Linked DNA regions of Homo sapiens: region 1 is linked to region 2. The links are chromatin contacts, found by Hi-C or POLR2A ChIA-PET in ENCODE. All regions are on one chromosome and are shown on one strand. The core of a region is the stretch at or near the end of the contact, and the rest is flanking DNA. Distances in the headings are between cores, read along the strand shown. Region 1 overlaps AIG1 (androgen induced 1). Region 2 has its middle 250 kb from the start of HIVEP2.

Region 1 (7,868 bases), core at 2,145-4,644, 460 kb before region 2:
ACTCCTGTTTCATGGCAGTGGGCAGTGAGGGAAGGCAAAGGAGGCTGGCTGCCTGAGACATGTAACAGGGATTAGGAGGGTGTATATGATCTTACAAAACAGGAGATCCAGGCAGTATTTTGATTGGCTAAAAGTCAGAGTAAAAGGAGATAGAAAGACAGGGAACAACTGATAAGCAAAGCCAAGGAAAAGAAAGGGATTAGGATTATAAACACAGATTAAGCATTCTTCCCTTTAAAGTGAAATGCAAGCACTTTTGCTGACAGTTGGAAATAGAGCTGAGCACAAAGAGTGGATTTGGGGCACTGCTGTGGATAACGTACTAGGAAGTCCATAAAATATTTAAAAGGAAGACTGCCATGAATCAGGAGGACCCCACAGAGATCTAATAACAAGATTTTGTAGTAGAACCAACCAGGATGTTTTCCCAGGCTGTCCTGAGGTCCGTGAAAATGAGGATTTAGGAAAAAGAGGGTTTAGGAAAACTTGAGGATCCTAGGAATTTTGTAGCACAATGGCTTGGGTAACTGGGACAGATAAAAGGTTGAAAATAAGGGATGCTATGAGATCAGAAGAACGTCTTTAAGCAACTGGCTAGCGTTTCTAAGCTGGTACTTGGCAAGGAGTGGTTACCAATGAATTACATGACTTATCACACCTAAAGATATTAGTGACAGATAGTAAACACTTAATTAAAGATAGCCATTCTGTTTTCACTTCTTTTGCTGGATAGATTTCACAAGTGACACCAAACCAATTAGGGCTGATCATGTGCTCCAATGCCAGGGATGCACTGCCAGGCATCACAGCAGTACTACCCCGCCCCATGATTCCAGCCTTGCTATTCAAAGTGGGTCGGCAGCACTCATGTCACCTGAAAGCTTTTAAATATGCAGGATCCCAGGTCTCACTCTGATCTGCTCTGATCCTGCATTTCAATAAGATCTTATGCACATATAAGTTTGAGATGTTCTGCTTGGGGAGGCTCTACTTCAGCCACCTTGAGCCTCCTCCCTTCCCATGGAGTGAAGACATCCCGTGGCCAAGTGGCTTGCCTATGCGGAGCATGCACCTCTTCCTTTCGAGATCACACCTGGAGTAACTGTGAGCCTGGAATTCCCTGCCCACATAGTCATGAGTATGCCTCAGGGCATTTGTGGACCTCCTCCCCCAGTCTGACCCCGAAGGTAGACTGTGCGATAAATGTGTGTTTGCCTTAACCTGAGGGGTGGTAAAGGCACATGTGTTTCTGGAGGGTGAGGACCAAAGGTTTACATTTGGTCTGGGTGTCCAAACACAGGCACCAAGCCACTTCAGTCTTGGATGGAGCCACTGATGCAAATCTCTTCACCTTTGCCATATAACATAACCTAATCAAGAGAGTGACAACCCATCATATTCACAGGTCTCTCTCATACTCTACAGAAGGGGATTGTACACACTGGTGCAGCAGGGGATGGAATCTTGGCATCATGTTGGAATTCTGCTTATCATAGGCTCCCACTGTGTTCTTCCTTTCCAAATTGTTATGACTGCTTTAAGTCCTTTGCATTTCCATTTAAATGTTAGAATCTCCAATTATTAATTTACACAAATATCCTGCTAGAATTCTCATGGTGACTGTTTGGGGAGAGCTAACATTTTAACAATATTGAATTTTCCAATCCATGAAGATCATTTGTATCCCCTAACTTGGGTCTTCTTTAATTTCTCTCAGCAATGTTTGTGGTTTTCAATGCACAGATACTGCACATATTTTGCTGAACCTGTCCATAAATATTTCATGTTTTGTGATGCTACTGTGGAGAGTATTACATTTTTTACATTCTTTTTTGTTAGTTTATAAGAATGAACTGATTTTTGAATATTGACAATGTAGCTTATACCTTTGCTAAATTCATGTAGTAGTTCTAGTAGCTATTTTAGAAATAGTTTTGCATTTTATACTTACACGATCTGCAAATAAAGACAGTGTTTTTCCCTTACAATTTTATGCATTTTACTTCTTTTTTTTTATTGCACTGCCTGTGATCTGCAGCAATATGTTGAATAGAAGTGATGGAGAGTGAGCATCCTTGCCTTCATCTCTATCTTAGGGAAAGTGGTCAGTCTTTCCACACTTAAGTCTGATATTAGCTGCAGGCTTCTTTTAGTTGTCTTTTATCAAGTTGAGAAAAATCTCTTCTATTCTTACTTTATTTGGGAGTTATATACATACACAAAGAATAAGTGCTGAATTTTTCCATTTTTTCAGATGGTTTTGTTTCATACTTGAGACAATCATACAGTTTTCCCTCTTTATTCTGTTAATATGGTGAATTATATCAGTTGATTTTGAAAGTCAAACCAACCTTACATTCCTGGTCATCATATATGATAATTTATATATATATATATATGTACACACACACACACATATATATACACACATATATATATAATATATGTTTTTACTGGATTCAATCTGCTGATACTTTGCAAAGAATTTTCTTTTCATCTCTATTCATGAAGTATACTGATTTCTGATCTATAATTTTCTTTTCTCATAATGTCTTCACCTAATTCTGGTAACAGTATAAATTCTGGAATCAAAAGGTGAGTTGGGAAGTGTTTCCTCTCTATTTTCTGAAGGGTTTTGTGCAAGATTAGTGTAATTTATTCCTTATGCAATTGATATACTTCCCTAGTAAAGCCATCTGGACTTGCAATTTTTCTGGTGGGCAGATTTGTGAATTCATTTTCTTTAATAAATATAGGGCTATTTGGGCTTCCTACTTTGCTTGAGTTGATTTTGGTCATTATTGTCTTTTGAGGAATTTCTATATTTCATCTATGTTTTTGAATTTATAAAATTGTTCTTACTATTCCATCATGGAAACTGGCAAATGCTATGAATCAGTTATTTTTCCCTAGAGAGCCCATTGTTAAATATTTACTAACATATCACTGTTAGGAGTCACTATCTGTTAACCACAAGTGATCATTCATAGCATCCACAACACATGAGACTCAGTGTGAAGCTTTGGTCAATACTTTGATCCCTACCTTATATTGAGGGAATTATATGGGTTATTAAAAGTGAAGTGACTTTCAAGAAAGTGTTAGTTACCTTTCTAAGTGTAATACTAGAAGGTCAGGAGGCCCAGCTAACTGAGTAATCAGTCTTCTAAATAATTCTTTAGATATAAACACAGCACAGATGGTAGCTTCTTGGCTTCCTGCACTGATATCCTCCTGATAGTATAGCCATCAGCAAACCCAAAATAAATTTGAACTCTCCTACCAGGGCATGGATATGGAACAAAAATAGTTTCTCTTGGACAGGCTAAGCGATACTGAAACCTTCCACTGTTGTGAAGAAGCACCTTCTCTGGCCAGGAGCAATGGCCAGCTATTCCTCATCCTACACCTGCTGCTTCTTGGCTGCCAGGAACAGAATACTGTACTTAAACTGAGAGTGGAAGGAGCACAGTCACTTTCCAGTCCTTTAAGCTTTGAGATAAAATACTTGAGTGACAGCTAGTCACTGATGTCTCATTTGAACCCCCAGAACTACTAGGAAATTAATGCCAAAAGAAAACTGGATTTACAGTTTGCCTCTTTTTGAAAGGAGTCTCTCACATGGAGTCTGACAGAAGCTGAAACTTCAGCTTTAGTCCACTTCTAAGAAGAAGCTTTATTGATTAATGGGAAATTCTTTGGAATTGAGTAAGACCAATTAGAATGCAAAGAATGTTGGAGAGAAATTCGCCATGAAGAAGGCTAAAAAGAAGAGTCACTTATCTATAGATTGGTCTATAAAGGCTGGATAGCATCATCTCAAACATTCACTGTTGAGGGAGGGAAGGACAGAGGGAAGAGGGGAGGAAATGGATACATCCTTAAAGTCTGCAGCTTCAACTGGATAAAATCCTATATATATTCTGATAAGTCAGTACTCAGACTCTACCAAATACTGATAGGAAAAGATTTAAATTCTGTTTGGGGCTCTATTACCTTGCTTCCAGATTTCTTTTTCATAACTTACTTTCCAGTCAATTCTTTCTGTTGCAGAAGGGTAATCTTTAGAAATATTTCCATTGTGATTTCTCTTTGCAAACAGAGAAAGTATGGGTGTGAGAATAAGCTGGGTGTTGTGCATGCTATCTGGCTTCGTCTCTGATGGCCCCCATGCAAAGAGTGAATGTCTCCTTCAGCACAGCCCTTGCCTTCCTACTTTCCAGATCTATGGAATCCTGAGTGTCCAAGTCCTTTCCTTCTGACTAATTTTCCTCAACCATATCCTCAAATTCAGAAACGCATAGTGAAGCTTAGGGCTCTCTAAAATGCCACAGTCTCCTTTGTTCCAGAGGACAATCAGTTTCTAGGATTCATTCCTAAAAGCATGACATGGAATTCCTCTCCTTAGAATGTAAGTCTGTGAGTAATGTTAATTTTTTATGCTATGAATTCTGCCCAAATTATCTTAAAACCAGAATCTCCACATAGAAAATTGCCAAAGCACTTGTTGATGTTATGCTCTTTTTTTCGTGGGTTTTAACTATCATCATTTTGGTACATTTATAATTTATCCATATTTGCCTAGATTTCTGTTCTTCATTATCTCTACTGACTGAGGAAGTAATGATAGAATACAAACCCAGCTCCTACAAATGCCTACATGATTTGGTTCCTTCCTTTCTCTCCAACCTCGGCCTGTGCCATGTTCTGTCTTGCTCCTTCAAGTCCAACCAGTAATTTGTTTGTTCCTGAAAATTATTAAGCTCTTTCCTGATTCAGGGCCATAGCATTTTCTACTCTGTGCCAGGAATGCTCTTCCCCTCCTTTCACATGGCTGGATTCTCTGTTCTTTCACATCTAGCTTAAATAGCACCTCCACATGGAAGCCACCACTAGACCCTCCAGGGCTCTGTTGTCTATTTTAGAACCTGGCAGAAAACAGGCTCTTGCTATTGTTGCTGCTGCTCAGTTCTTCTTTGTTCTGTGGCTCTTCTATGAGAAAGTGAAGTATCAGAGAACAGGAATTGGTTTGCCCTGTTCATTACTGGTTCCCCACTGCCTGGCATATAGCATGGATGTGATAAAAATTTGCTGAATAAATGAATAAAGTCTATTGCTGTTCCTTGTACATGCCAGACTCCACATCTCCCACAGGAGCAAGTACCTTTTTACTCCTTTTCTTCCTATCGACCTAAAATTCCTCCTGTATGTTCCCTGTGGATTTTTGTCCTTCTGTGTGTAAGGAAGAAATCTCCTTCTTTCCAGGCTACTCTTATGGCCCAGCCCTTCTCAGATCATCTATGAGATAGCTCGTCCCTCACCTGCTTAAGTCTTCTATCATCCTATAATAATCCTCTGGACTTCAAGATCAAGTGCAAGACTGAAAGCTCTCTTTCCTTAAGTCAACCAAAAATTAAGAGAACGACAAACAGAAGTGAAACTGATGAAACACTAGGAAACACCCATAATCCAAACATCACTCTTTAAAAGGCTGCCAAGTGTTAGGAAAATTAAATAAGGACATGGGGAGACTGATGGAAGAAACAAGATCCTGCAGCTCTCTAGTTTAGTGAGCAGAACAGAGAGGTCTTTACAGGTGGCAAACCCTGAAGGACATTAAATGACCCTTGCTGGGAACATGAGGTCTCGATGCATGGGAGCACTGGGGAAATGCTCTGACCCCTGTTTGGCATTAGGGGTCAGAGGTGATGATGCTAAACGTGGAAACAGGCTAGTGTGTCATCTCTGCCAGAGCAGGATGTGGGTGTACTAAGGTCAACAAGAAAAGAGTGGTGCCTGAATATATGGCTCATGCTCAGCTGATGGAGACCAAGCTTTATGTCACCATCCAAAAGAGCTGTGATAAAAATGAGCTGAGGAGAGAGAAATGAGTTGAGCCCACACAGAGGCCGTTCTCCAGGAAAGGCAGTAGTGGAAAATAGATGGAAATTCAAGCTGCCCTAGCTCCATTCCCTAGTCTGTCTCCAGTTCTATCCTTTCACAAATAGCTGGCTTGGTAAGAACAAACCAATTTAAGAATGCATAATCACAAGAAATGAAACAGTATGGAATGTAGTCATAGATAACACAAAAAACATAGAGAGGAATATGATTTTAAAAAGTCAGCTGAATGATACAAACCAGAAAAGTTTGCCCCAATAGGTATAATTCATGATCAAATAATTCTCCATTAAAGAAAAGAGGTCAAAGAAGAAAAACTGAGATTCGATAGAAGATAGAGCAAGAGGAGAAGAGGATAAAGGTGAATGAACTTATGAAATAAATAAAATATAAAAAATAAAACTGAAAGTCACATTAGAGGCAGCAAAAGGAAAAATTGCCTTTGGTGAAGACAGTCGGGGTTTAGCTTTCTGCAGAACTGTGGACCAGATACACTGAAAAACCTTCCTGCTGTGAAACACTAGGTGCTAAATAAATTACAACAAATATACTTTTAAATGTATTGCTGAGCACACAAGAAAGGAAGGGAAATCACTAGGAGCCACAAAAAAAAAAAAGGAAAAAAAAAAAAGAAGAGAGGAAAAATGAAAACAGAAGGAAATTCAGAAACTGGGACTGCCTGGAGGCAAATACCAATATGAGAATCAGAGCACTCTGCGGATTGTGGTCAAGGAGAAGGAAGGCAAGGCCTGAGGCCACACAATGTGGTGGAGGAAATTAAGCCAGAGGAGCCTGGCCCGCAGAGGGCCTACACCTTCAGAGAAAGGGGAGCCTGGAGAAAGTACTCTTTATCAGGGCAAATAAATTGCTTTTTACTCCTAATTGCCAAGACTTTTTTAATCAAAAAGGTTTTTTAATTTCATTTAATTTTTTTCACATTGAGATAATCATTTTTTCCTCTTTTACCTTTGTATTAGTGAAAGCAAAGTTAAGATAATTAAGCAAGGTCTGCAAGGTCTAAAAATAAATTTTAAACTTACACCAAATAACTGTAATGGATACTGTAGTGCTTTCCCAGATTCCCTCTTCAGAGTCAGGGCATCCATTGGCCAGTGCATAGGACTATCAGTTGCTGGCCATTCTTAGCTGCATCCTTCAACAGGAGTTGCCCTCAGCTACAGGGAATGGACTAGCCCAAGGTCATGCTCCCTCCTCAAGGCAGTCCAAACCCAATGACTGGCTAACGCAAGGATATAAAGACCCTGCCCCAATTTAGGATGACTCTGAAGGGTCATCCCAGCTCAAAAGCTCCTAGTATGTCTCAGTTACAACTGCAATATGGGTGAGCTTCCCTCTCTGCCCAATGCTGTCTTCCTTACTTCCTAACAGGGGAACCTCCCAAGGGCTGCCTCCTTCTGCATGTGGTCTCCATCTCAAAGCCTGGTCACAGGAGTCCAATCTAAGACAACACCATTCACGTAGAAGTGCAACAGACAGATATACTGAAGCATGAACATATTTGTAATAAATAAATCACTATAAGGAAATGTATAAAAAGTAAACATTCTTTACAATCTCCACCTGCAAAGATCTTTATTGCCAAAGGAAGAGGTATATCTTTCAAGATCTTTTTCTATGCATGTAAAATGCACTCTACACATTATTCTATGAAATTAGGTCATACTATACCTAGTCTTCTGCAATTCTTCTGACTTAATATTTTAAGAAGATACTCCATGGTTCTTAAGTGCTCCATAGAACCCCATTGTAGGATTATGTACCATAGTTTACTCAAGTACTCACTAACGGATACATGCATTCTTTCCAATTTCCCAATTTCCAACAAGGCCACAGTAGATGTGTTACATGTATGTTTTTATATACCTACAAGAGACCTCAGAGGGATAAATTGCAAAAAGCACAATTACGTTTGCACCAACCTAAATACTAGGAGAGATGCTCCAGGA
Region 2 (7,639 bases), core at 1,396-3,895:
AAGAAGGTTTTTATTACCTACAGTTTCCAAGAAAAGGGGGCCACCACATCACAGAAGGCCACGTGGGGAGGCACCAGGTTTGGTCAGGAGGCAGAAGGAGGTGCAAGGGGAGACCATGGCCAGAGCCCTCATTGTGTTTTTCATAGGAGAGGAAAGGGAGGGTAGGGAAACAGCTTAGGGTGGCTCAGTTTGAATAAAGTCAGTGAGCTCTGGTCTAGTGGGGTGGTTTCTAGTTTGGTACCTGGCCCTAGGGCAGGGGACTATTGACTGGGTTTGTGGGAGTTAGTTCAATGAGGTGGTTCGAGGTACTAGTTTTGGGATGGATCGGAGGGTTGTTAATGCAATTTTATGGGCCAGTGCAAGTGGATCACAGGGAAGATGCAAACAACTGTGGCTGTTCATTTGTCCCTGTGATTAATGGATGCCAAATGCAGAATCTAAGAGATGCAGAACAAAGGTAGTTGTTGAAAGGTAGGGTGCACTTCTGGGAATAGAACATAGATGGCCTCGGAGAGACCCACTGGCTGGGTGGAGATTAAACCAGCAAACTTCACATCATTAGCTTGAAGCTCTGATCCATACTTACCCAGCCTGTTCTCAGCTTAGGGAATAACAACTTCTAGAGTTCTTGGGACCCAGAAGAAAAAGGCAGTACTCAGGGTAGGTTGAAGATGCATCTTGGAAATCAATGGTTTGGAGAAGGCTCCTGTCCAGGTTTTGCATGAAGATGTAAAAAATAAATACTTCTTAGTATATTTTAAAGAATGCTGTGGATGATTGGCTTTATTTTAGGAATTATGTGAATGTGAAGTTCTTCTCTTAGTTTTATGTCAGGGAGGTGTTTACCATGGTGAATAGATAACCCAAACTTGTGCTTTCCAAGGATGGGGTAAGGAAACAGTGAGTCCAGCAGGAGTGCAATGAAGGTACAGCACCACATGCCCTCATCAGAGCCTGACAAAAAGGCCGTGGCAACATTCATATCCTTATTTTATAGCTAAGGAGACTGAGAGGGGTTAAGTGAGGAGTCCAAAAGGCTGCAGCTTTTCAGAGGCAGCATTTATCACAGAACGAGGTCTGTCTGACTCCTCACTCAGGGTCCTGGCAGTCTGACTTCTCTAGACTCAGCTGTGAGTTTCCATGTGAAAGAAAAGTAGCAGTTCTTTCCACTGAGCCAGCTCTTGCCTGGTTTAAGGGCCTGGTTTAAAACCTGCAGACAGTCTCCTAGGAATGGAAGGCCCTTCCTTCTCTGGTTCTAGCAGCGGGCGGGCTTTTGCTTATCTCCCAGCATGTTGCCGTTTATGGATTTGGGCAAAATAACAGAATTGCACAGCTTTGGAGTGTCAGACTTCTTTTTTTCCTTTTTCTTCCACACTGAGCTTCCTGTTTCTATGGCAATGAATAGGATGTTTTGCACCAAGAAACACTTTAAATGCCACTGGGGGAAGGTAAGAGCCACGCATAGCTCTCTACAGAGCAGGAAGGTGAAATGAGATGCAAAGAAGAACTGAGTGAAACAAGGAGAGAAAGGATTCAGAAAAGCTGGGAGCGAGGTGAGAGGCAGGAGGAAGGAGGTTAAGAAGCATCTGTTTGGAAGGAGAAATAAAATAGAGATAGCAACATGGCAGAGAACTGGAGCCTTCAGAGTGGCAGCCTCAGGTTCCGGTGTATCTTCCAGCACTTAGAAGGAACACAACTTCCTGAGAGCCACAGGAGTGGAGGGACAAGTAGTCTTCTGGAAGCAGGCTTGCAGGAATGCTGGAGGCACTCCCACACACTCGCACTACATAGGACCCAATTGATGGTGTCTTCCAGTGTAACCTCTAAGATAGGGAGGCTCAAATATCCCCCGTGAATACTTACCATGCTCATCTAGGCTGGCACAAGGCCCCTGAAGTCAGCTCTTCCACCTACCTGGTCAGAACTAGGGTTTTCGATCTGTGACCGATGCCTGTGGGCTGACTCAGGAGGGCAGTGATGGCTTCCTTGCCTTTACCACCTTCTCTATTTGGGTGGGATCATCCACGCATGCTCCCAAGGAGGCAGATAATTTATAATAATGAGGGATGTGAAAGGACACTTTGAAAATTAAAGTGGCGACTTGGAAAACATTCTTTCTCTCTTTCCCCTGTCCACCTTTCTCCAACCACACACAAAATTATATGACCTAATCAGCATGCTGGAAAGAAAGGCCACAGAACAATTAAAAATGGAACCTAGTAGAGCCTAAGTGCATACTAACTACTTCTCACTTTTGATTTTGCTAATTCGAATTCCTCCGCCACAGCCACGCCAAATCCAATCAAGCTCTGTCTAGCTTGAAGTTCCTGTTCTATAAGGTTTTAAGATCCATAAACTGCAATTAAAGGCACAGTAGTAGGAAGAGTCAATCAAAGGGGAGCCTCAAAATAGCTGGTCCCCCTGGAAAGCCAAGGCAGATATATTTGTCCAGCTGCTTGTGGGAGAAGGCCCGAGGCCTCTCACTCACTCGCCAGAGGCCCGTAAAAGGCTCACCTACAGCTGCTTGTGAAATTGGTTCCTTGTAAGTGAAAGTCGACCAAGAGTCCTATGAGCCAGTGGCAGCTGGACAGAGAGGACCTGGGTGCCAAACGGGGCAGGAAATGGCCAGGGGCCAGGGTAAACAACCTGGGGCAGGAGCTGAGGGGAGCATCTGTCCCAGGATAGCTCAGAGAAGTGCTGCTTTCCAAGGGTTTGGCCAGGGCGACTTGATTTATTTTCAGCAAAATCTGGGTATGCCCTAATTTACTATGGGAGCCTCGAATTTGCATGTCTGCTTTAAGAGACCCTAACAAGCACGCATAATAAAATGTTAATTTATGCCTTCTGCTAGGATTGGAATTGAGTGTGGCTTGACGCAACTGCAAAACAGAACAAATCTGGAAACTCTGGCAGGCAGAAGAGGAGAGTGGAGGGAGCACGTTTCTTTGAGTTTGGGAAGGGAGGCTGAGAGGAGTCTGGGAAACTTCCTGGCACCCAACTCCCTCCAGAACCCCTGAAGGGACTTTCTACAACAGCAGAGGGATGGCCCTTCTGTCTCTACAGCACTGACCGAGCACTACAGTATCGAACAGCACTGGGCACAGACTAGGTCCTGGGTAAATATTTGGTGTGTTGATTAATAATATGAGAATGTTCTGAGGTCAAACACTTCCTTCCATGTTTTGGGAACAGTGAGGTCTTGCATAGAGCTTTAAAAACTCCACACCCAGCTTCACATTAAAGTGGAAAGCCAGCACACTTGTGATGTTCTGAGCTATTCTAAATAGCAGCCCTCCCTGGGTCTCTGAATTCTTCTGAACCTAGTAGTGCCACTGCCTTGGGCAGTTTTGTGGAAATGCCTCTTCCCATTCAGCTTTGCCCAGACCATTCTATCCTGATGTTATTCCCATGGCTGGCACTCCAATGTGTCCTAAACCTGTCCGGTTTCTAGAAATATGACAAACATTACCTCTATTTATCCCTTTCTTCTGTTCTTACTGACACTGAGCTTGCAGGATGGCAGTATTAAAATACACCAGCAGACTTCTGGCAGGTGGTTGTAAACATCTTTTGGAGTTCCTTCCCAGTCTATGACACCATTTCTCAAGGAATCATCCCCCTCTCCACAAAAGGGAAGGCCAAGTAACCGAGCATCCACCATGACTCTTCCACTTTGGCCATAGATTGCATCAGAGTTCTCACTGACCCAAGCTGGACAATCAATATCTTTCTCTTGGGAATTTGGAATTGGACTTAAAGAAATGGATAACTAGAGATCAGCGTCTGTGTTTGGCTCAGACATGAATTTTGGAGCCATGGTGGCCATACGCAGGGAGAATCAGAACAAGTCAGTGTGTAGAGAAAACCAAAAGGCAATGCCAAAGAATGAACCGAGTCAAAAGAGGCAGGGCTACATCTGCTATTGACTTCTGAGGATGACTTTGCATCTTTACAGTAAGTTCTTGTTTATTGATTAGCCAAACTTTGCTGGCTTTGATGCTTGTAACCAAAAAGACTTTAAAAAGACATGAATAAGTTTTGCCATGGATTTCTGTAGCCCCAATCCACTCTGCATGCCTAACCCTAGTCTCTTTCAGATGCCACCACTCTAAGTCTGGCAGGGCTCCCAACTGCCTATGATGTCATGACCATGACCCCTTACTAGCTCTCAGGGCACTCCCCAAACTATCCTGCCCACTCGTCCAAAATAATTATTCTTTCCTCCTGTGATGTGCTCCTTTGCTTGAGTCTAATCATGCTCTCTCTACTCTAAACACACTTCCCTGGCTCTCTTCCTCCTGTTTCCCTGGACGGCTTCCCAGGCCTGGAATGGTCTACCCTCTCCTCCCGGCCATACAAATACATGTAGATTGGACAGTAGATGTATTTTCTTGTCTGCAAATGGAATGGTTTCTATCTGATGTCCTATGTTAAGGAACAGAAATTATCACAGTGGAAAAAAAAAAGCCTATTGGTGGGGCACAGCACCTCCAGCCACTTGGCTTTGGTGAGCCTGATACAGTATCTGGCCCCTGCTAATATTTGTATTTATGTAATGAAAGATTTACCCAATTAAAATAGATCTGAACTACAAAGGAAATGCTGCACTAAAATGTGTTCTTGGCTCATACAAGGAGAAAGATTCTCCTTCACGGAGGAAGACTTGAAGGGTATCCAGCCCTAGGGAAGTGAACTAGGTCATGCCAGTGTTCTCCCAGGCATAAAGGGTAGGCTCGATTTTGTGATAAATACACAGTATATGATGATTCACCTGACTTACTTCTCTATTTGATATCAGTAAATGATAACAATGAAAGTGCTTGTGTTGGGGGGAAAGTGCAATGAATGCACGGCCGCTTCACCATCTGATGAAAGTATAACCAGGGAGATGCCTCAGACGCTAAGGGCTCTTGGTGAGGGGCCCAACAGGAAGAGAGAAGTGCTACTTTCAGACAGAACGGGACCGAGCATTTCAGGATCCACAGAGCCGTGTCATAAAATATTTCACACGATATGTATGACAAGAAGCCTGAAGAAGCTATGAATTTCCAGATTGATGTGAAAGAAATCCACTCTGTACCTTGTGCCACACAAACATTTAAGTCAATCATTATTGAGCATCAACTGGGTGTATTCTAGCCCCGGGTTTTATCTTTTTTTTTTAACCTTCCTTGTGGTTGCTTTGTCATATTCTTTTTCTTTTATAAGAAGCACTGTTTGGTAATAGCCACAAGAATTGTGGGGGTGGGGAGACCATTTTTACTAAGAGATAGGGTTGTATCCTGCATAGGCAACATAAGGAATGGTAGCAATTTTTTTAAGAGGCTACACATGTGGAAAGGCCTCCCATTGCTTTATCCTCTCCACTGGATCTCTCCTGTATTCCTTCTGCCTTCCTGTTATTCCTTGCCAAAAGAAATGTTTTTCTGTCATTCTTTGAAGCCATTTTAATTTTGTTCTGGAGTGGGCTCCAATTTGTTTAAGTGTGGGATTGCACGTTGATACAAATAATTACAACTGTTAAAGTTTGAAATAGAGCCCTATTAGGGAAAAACTACAGTTAAAATAAAAGCTTTCATCAGGACAAAAGCTTTTAGGAGGTGGAAGACCCATATGACACTGAAAATTTCATAGTAATTGCCAAAATGCATTTACGAGTTGCTTGTTGCCAACACTTGGTGGGCACTGTGCATAACAGTGATAAACCTCATGGATTTAGCAAGTTAGCGCCACTAGACACTCTCTAAAACACAGCCACAGCGCCAGTATTGGGTTCCAGTGGACAAAGAAAAAGCCTTCTCAAGGGAATGAAACATTCATTTTTCTAATTATTCCCCAGGCCAAAGGTTGAGTGAGTAACTTCCCAGGAAATCCACAAGCCTCAGCTCTGGACTCTTCATCCTCACGCCACTCACTCAGCTACTCTCTGTTTGCAGTAAAAGAACAGAATGGAGCAAGAGTTTTTTAAAATTAGATTATAAAAGACCAAGCTCTGCTGAAATATTGGAGAGGTGGGGATCTGAAGGGAGGGGTGATGTGTCAAAGACTTTCAAGGCTGTATGACCTGATGGAAGATGAAACACAGGAGAAATGAGAGCAGGGATATTGACCAAGGGCCCTCTGATCTGCCGTTGTATTTAAAGCAATGATTCTCCCTCCTTCCCTGGGACCCCTGGGGGTAGATCATCTGAATGCTTGTCTCTTAGGGAAATGGTATGGGGTGGAAAGCGGCGAACGCAGCAAGGGTTCAGGAAATGCCTGGCTTGTGAGTGGAGGAGAGGATTCTAGCAACTCTTCATGCTTCCAAGTGATGTCATTGGGAAACCAATCCTGGAGAAAGGGGGCCGTCGCTGATAAAAATCACTGTGGAGAAGATGGCCTAGAAGATCCCGAATCTTAGTCCTCATGCGCCCCCTCGTGTAGGATGTGGGGTAGTGCCTTGGTTGCTGGGTGGTGAAAAATCTGTCATTCTCAAGGGACCACCGTTGGAGAAAAAGGGACGTTGAGGGGGAAATGCATGAGAAATAGAATAAAGTTAAGTAATGAGTTAATTTTGCAGTTGTGACAATTGTAGGCTACAAATTAATAGTTGATTTAAAAAAGCAAGTAGCTTTGAAAGCCCAGGACTAAAATGCGAAGAAACTGAGCAGAATCGCCACTGTGTAGACCAGAGCTTCTCAAACTTCAATGTGCATATGAATAATCATCCTGGGAGCTTGTTAAAAATCTAGATTTTTTATTTACTAGTTCTGGACGGGGCCCTCGATTCTGTACCTTTAACAAGCTCCCAAGTGGTGTAGAGGATGCTGGTCCGTGGACCACACTTTGATAACACTTGCAATAGTGTGCAGGACTGACCTGTCCCCTCAGATAAGCCTGTTTGTATTGGAGGGTTCTGAAGTTCAGCTAGAACTTCTATCTCCACCAGATCTCCCAGGATCCCTGCTAGCACACTATACAGTAATTCCTTCATTTATTGGTAGTGCGGTAAATTTGTCAGCTCAAAGATAATTACCTTTTATTTCCTGAACTTAAGTAGCATTTACCAATAGCACTTACTGTTTGTAATGTTGAATTGTTAATTGCTATATATTACCTTGTGATTTCAAGAGTTTATTTTGTTTTTGCAATGAAGTGGTCCTGCATAGTTTAGGGTGTTTAAGAGACAATTACAGAATTAGTTGATTGGCTTCTACTATAAGCTTTGATTTGAAAAAATTACAAATCTTTCTCCTAAGTGTGAATTTTGAATTTGAGGTGGCAGAGGGAGGAAGGGTTAGGTGTCTGAAGAAAGTGAAGAGAGGATGTCTAGGGATAATTTGGACATCTTGTAGCATTCAAGATAAATATATTCAAAGTTTTACCTAAGGCTTTTCTTAGAGTTAGATGTCTTGTTTTGAATTCGACTTAGGTTCACACTTAAAGTTACTCTATGTAAAAATGTTCAGACATCCTGAGCAGACATAGAACAACAACAAATGGATTTGATAACAGAATACAAGATAGAATTAAAGATAAAGTCCTTATGTGCTTTGAAGAAATAAAAGATGAGATTTCAAGTCAAGGAAAATAGATTGTACACCTAGTGACAAGACCTCTTTATTTTCATTTTGAAAGATCACAGAGTGACTACAATATG

What was found. Hi-C counts contacts between places; a loop is a spot of excess contacts on that map. ChIA-PET counts read pairs that join two places held with the same protein, here RNA polymerase II (POLR2A). Pooled maps may share reads with other maps.
Region 1: a loop to region 2 is called in a map of psoas muscle, with 2.0 times the contacts of the local background. The contact joins two enhancer-like sites. A Hi-C loop is called at or near these places in 1 of 168 maps with a recorded cell type or tissue (psoas muscle) and 2 of 50 pooled maps. POLR2A ChIA-PET finds 5 or more read pairs at or near these places in 2 of 52 experiments (WTC11 and activated CD4-positive, alpha-beta T cell).

Annotation. Positions count from the first base shown.
Region 1 is chr6:143,156,102-143,163,969 of GRCh38, reverse strand. The region is part of intron 2 of AIG1 (androgen induced 1); the gene reads right to left. The region is part of intron 1 of LOC124901416 (a long non-coding RNA gene); the gene reads left to right. Among named protein-coding and RNA genes, the nearest start is that of AIG1, 99 kb to the right of the region's middle. Within about 2 kb of position 3,394, at least 2 of the 41 ENCODE cell types and tissues checked have a DNase peak (open chromatin) inside an H3K27ac peak, as active enhancers do; they include psoas muscle, where a contact is called at or near this core.
Region 2 is chr6:142,691,822-142,699,460 of GRCh38, reverse strand. No RefSeq gene overlaps it. Among named protein-coding and RNA genes, the nearest start is that of HIVEP2, 250 kb to the left of the region's middle. Within about 2 kb of position 2,645, at least 15 of the 41 ENCODE cell types and tissues checked have a DNase peak (open chromatin) inside an H3K27ac peak, as active enhancers do; they include psoas muscle, where a contact is called at or near this core.